2 separate regions of the Homo sapiens genome follow, and region 1 is linked to region 2. The links are chromatin loops, found by intact Hi-C in ENCODE. Cell type or tissue: MCF 10A. All regions are shown on one strand. Region 1 overlaps IRS2 (insulin receptor substrate 2). Region 2 has its middle 16 kb from the start of LINC00399.

The links. A loop is a pair of places that touch in the nucleus more often than their neighbours do. Peaks named below come from ENCODE experiments on the same cell type or tissue, not always from the same donor. Only the 100,000 strongest peaks of a DNase experiment are listed, where the experiment ranks them.
Region 1: it touches region 2 in a loop (5-fold over the local background); 3 of 110 quality-filtered maps call a loop at or near these places.

Annotation. Positions count from the first base shown.
Region 1 is chr13:109,777,270-109,779,769 of GRCh38, forward strand. The region is part of intron 1 of IRS2 (insulin receptor substrate 2); the gene reads right to left. Among named protein-coding and RNA genes, the nearest start is that of IRS2, 8.1 kb to the right of the region's middle. In MCF 10A, no CTCF peak of the experiment used is centred here; a DNase peak (open chromatin) is centred at 1,082.
Region 2 is chr13:109,383,154-109,385,653 of GRCh38, forward strand. No RefSeq gene overlaps it. Among named protein-coding and RNA genes, the nearest start is that of LINC00399, 16 kb to the right of the region's middle. In MCF 10A, no CTCF peak of the experiment used is centred here; DNase peaks (open chromatin) are centred at 748 and 1,468.

The sequences.
Region 1 (2,500 bases), 390 kb after region 2:
CAAACAAACAAAAACCCTTTCTACTTGCCAAATCTGATACCAAAATTAGCTCTTAGAACTACGTTTCTAAAGAAAATGCATTAGTGGGAATTTTAACAGAAAACCCATTATACTCATGCTGTTACTAAAACTTTTCCAAGTTCTTCTCTTCAGAAAAAAGAGCCTCATTTTAAATACTCATACTTCTAAAGAAAATAAAATATCAATTCTCTACTAAGATTCCTTTTTGGGTGGTAGAAAAACAAAAGAATCACGCATTTTCCTACTATGTTTGATAAGCACAGTGCTACCATCAAAACTGCAGGAATGACCACCCTCATTAAATCGACCCCAAAGAATGAACCCCCAGACTAAACAATGAGTAGTCAAACAACCTCAGGGTTCTGTTTTTCTTTCAATGCATTCGGCATTAAGAGGCGATTTTTAAAATGTATATTCTAATTATACATTTTCATCTTGTCAACATCTCTTAATATAAAAACCAGTAATAAAAGGTAATCAGAAGTTCAGTCTTAACATAGTTTCAGGATTACCATACTGTTTTCCCTAATTGTTACTTTACTATGTAATTTAGAACACCACTTTGTTACAATCTGTTCATAAATATCTATGAACAGATCTTAAGTTACATAAAGGGGGAAAACAATGGCTCTTGGGAGCCTGGAGCGGAACTAGCAATAAGCAGTAAAGGTAAGCAATTTTTAAGGTGCTGGCTCCATTTTCAGACTATGCTGTTACTGTTTGTTTCAATTTAAGAGCACCCATTTACAAAAGTGTCTTTCCTGTATACATTCATGGTTTCAAAGCAATAAGTATCAACAACTGGATTTATTAGCATCTTCCTTTAGAAGAGCTTAAAACACTCTTGATGTTTATGACCTCATTTACCTTCCAGCGGCCTTGTGACACAGAAAGGGGAGGATTATAATTACCCCCATTTTACAGACAGGGAAAGTGAGAAGGCAGGATTAAGTGGCTCTCCCATAGACACACAATGACTCATTAAGATCAGCAACTAGAAACCTGGTTTCCTGATTCCTGGTTTAGTGTTCCACATACTATGCTTCCTTCTATGAAGTACTATTTTTGTAAAGGTTTCTCTTTCAATAAAGGAAACAGAACAAGTCATGTGACTTTCATTCACGAAAGCCGGTGTGTGTTTTCATTAGCACCTTAGTTGTCTGCTCCTGCGAATAGGGCAGCAGCAGTGCACGCTATTGTCTTATTATGGCCAGAGCCAGCCAACTAAAGCAAACTAGCACCCGCCACAGCAAACAGAAAACTTGTGTGGTTTGTCAATCACCTCACTGGATTTCTGAATTTAGGAAAATTCTCTGCTTTACGACTTCAAAAGGCAAAACTTTTCAACATAAATCGTGATTTTATTGTCCCTTTGGAAACATATCTCTTATCATTCTTTCCCCTTAAGAAATGATAATCCTTTTATTCAACAAAATTTAAATATGGATACTTTCAGTAGTAATTCTGATCTAATCTGTCTTATACATACATACATATATATACGCCAATTTTAGAATAAAATCCCTAAAATCACTAAAAAGGAATACTAAAACAGCAAATTTTATGGCATTCATCAATCTACCATCCTAACACAAAAACATATAAAGTTAATTTTAAAAATCAGTTTTAAAGCACAGGAAATTCAGTAGCGTCTTTCCAATTCCCAAACAACAACGAAACCTAACAAATTGGTTAGAGTTTTCCACATGCACACACACCAAAAACACATGATAAGTAACCTTAACCTGCCCTCAAATAAGATGCATAATTTTGAGTTTGCTCTGGACTAATAAAAACAGATGTACCTGAGATATACTTTTTAACTGGCTCTTGCACTGAAAGCCCACCCCCATTCACGATTCTATTGTAAACAAGTGCCAGACATGGCTGGAACCTTACCTCTCTGCTATCACTTATGCAAATACCAAACATTACCCACATAACCCCAAAATTATTCTGCATCAGCATCACTAACGAGGTCTTCCCATGCAGAACAGGAAGAGCTCAGGGTGGAAACACAGGCCACTTCTAAGAGCCAGGCAGGGCAGGGGGCCGCCCAGGAAGTGCTTTCTCTATTTCATCTTCAAAGAAATGCTTTGCAAGTCGGCCTTCTACAAATCATTTCCTCAAAGGACACTGATCTACTGTGAACTCTGTATTTATGAGCATCCCAAACAAATTTCTAGTGCATGTATGAGTTAAATAAAAGTGGGTATTTATCCCAAGTTCCTAAATGCTTCCTTTCTGTCTCAACGGACCACAACTTTGGTGCTACGTGGACTAAGGTGACACTAGCCTTTCCTATTCTGCTGTTCTCTGTGTTCAACTTACTTTACTAGAAACCCAATGGGGCAGATATTTCTTTTTTTTTAAATGTCGTTGGGCATGGTGGACTGACTGCAGTTGTCTATTTTGATTTAAAAGATCCTTTTACTTCTTAGAAGAGGGTTCATCATGATACCCACACAAACTTCGGACA
Region 2 (2,500 bases):
AAGAAAAAATGACAGTACCTATCTCATAGGATGGTTGGGAGGATTGGGTAGATGATGGTGGGAAGTACCTATCTCATAGGATGGTTGGGAGGATTGGGTAGATGATGGTGGGAAGTACCTATCTCATAGGATGGTTGGGAGGATTGGGTAGATGATGGTGGGAAGTACCTATCTCATAGGATGGTTGGGAGGATTGGGTAGATGATGGTGGGAAGTACCTATCTCATAGGATGGTTGGGAGGATTGGGTAGATGATGGTGGGAAGTACCTATCTCATAGGATGGTTGGGAGGATTGGGTAGATGATGGTGGGAAGTACCTGTCTCATAGGATGGTTGGGAGGATTGGGTAGATGGTGGGAAGTACCTGTCTCATAGGATGGTTGGGAGGATTGGGTAGATGATGGTGGGAAGTACCTGTCTCATAGGATGGTTGGGAGGATTGGGTAGATGATGGTGGGAAGTACCTGTCTCATAGGATGGTTGGGAGGATTGGGTAGATGATGGTGGGAAGTACCTATCTCATAGGATGGTTGGGAGGACTGGGTAGATGATGGTGGGAAGTACCTGTCTCATAGGATGAGTCTTACTGCAGACCCTGGAATGCACCCATTTCTCACCTGGGCAGTAACAGGGGGGCAGCCCTCCCTGCTGGAGCATACAATGCAGGACATCACATTCCAAAGATATGTTAGAAAACCCCAGGCGATTTCAGGGAGAAGTGACTCATATACTGAAAGGAAACAGAACTGTGGCAGTGGGAAATGAGACCCAGAATGCATAGCCTAATAATGAAGCAAGAAGTTAGACCACACACATTTTATACAACCCAAAGGCATGAAACCTAGACCAATGGGTGTCAATTCTAGGCAGGTAGATTCTAGCTAGAGATAAAACAAAACAAAAACAAACAAATAAGTACAACTACAGCAAGGACCTTGGGGGCTAAACTCAACTCTCTAAATGTGTAAGCGATCTGTTATCAGAGCTAGTAAATTCACCATTCAGGGATTAAGATAAGCAGTTTAAATAATTTGCAAGGAAGAGGTAGAGGCAATTGAAGCCTTGGATACAGCTTGGAGTATTATTATTTCCTTGTAGCACATATCGGCATAGAGTAGACCTGAGACTTTTTCCCTTTTGATGGAAGCCTGACCTGGGCCTCGGAGGTGCCTGCTGCCATTTGCAGACTCCAGTCCATGTGAGGATTTGTCTTGTTAAAGCAAACTGAAGATGGCCTGAGAAGGACTCCTACCTCTATATTTGAGTCCTCATGACGGAACAGTAACCTAGCTTAATAGGCAGACAAGATTGAAAACCAAACATAATAGTATGCACCTGTAACAATAGCTGAGTGTTGGCCAATCCCAGCGGCTATACTTCAACCACTCACAGACTGCTGAGTGTTCAAACTGTCTTCAAATAAGGCAAATGCCAAGGTGCAACCAAACTCACAGTTTCTGTACCTCACTGCCAATTCCTGTACGTCACTTTACTTTTTTTGTCTATGAATTTGTTCTGACCACAAGGCACTGCTGGAGTCTCTCCACATCTGTTGTGATTCTGGAGGCTGCCTGATTCGTGAATCATTTCTTTTTTTTTTTTCTCAATTAAACTCTATCAAATTTAACTTGTCTGAAGTTTTCTTTTCTGTTCTGTTTTTTTTTTTTTTTTTTCTTTGAGACAGAGTTTCACTCTCTCACTCAGGCTGGAATGCAATGTTGCAATCTCGGCTCACTGCAACCTCTGCCTCCCAGGTTCAAGTGATTCTCCTGCCTCAGCCTCCTAAGTAGCTGGGACTAAAGGTACCAGGTGCCAGGTTTATTTTTACTAGAGAGGGGGTTTCACCATGTTGGCCAGGCTGGTCTTGAACTCCTGACCTCAGGTGATCCGCCCACCTCGGCCTCCTAAAGTGCTGGAATTACAAGCGTGAGCCACCACACCCAGCTTTTGAAGTTTTCTAACAAGTCTGCAATGCCTCTGCTGTGCTAGCACCATGCACATCCTCAAGGCAGAATGAAAAGACACTGTCTCTCTTCTCACAAAATAAACTTTTATATGGATTCCTTTGTGGCCTCATAGGAAGTTTTAAAACTCCTGCGGGGAATAGATGATCCAAATCAATAGCATTCCTTCAGTTCCTGGGAGTGTTTAATGACACAATACAGGAGGACCAGATATCTTCCTGATGCGGACGCCCACAAACCCAAGGCAGCCTGAACTATTCAGGCCAGGGGAAGTGGGGGCCTCATGGTCTCATTCGGGGTGAGCAATTGCTATGAGTTGGCCAAGTTCCCAGGATGCTGGGGAACCACACAGGGTATAATGGTGGTTGGCAGCTCCTGTACTCTCTTTACTGCTCTGGACCCTGTAACTGTTGCAAATACACAGATCACACGCACCGCCTCGGTCAAGGACCAGAGTGGGCTCCTCTAATGTATGTGGCCTTCTGCGTTCCCTGGCTCAGCTTCCCTGGGTCAGATCTCCCCAGAATGGTTGCTT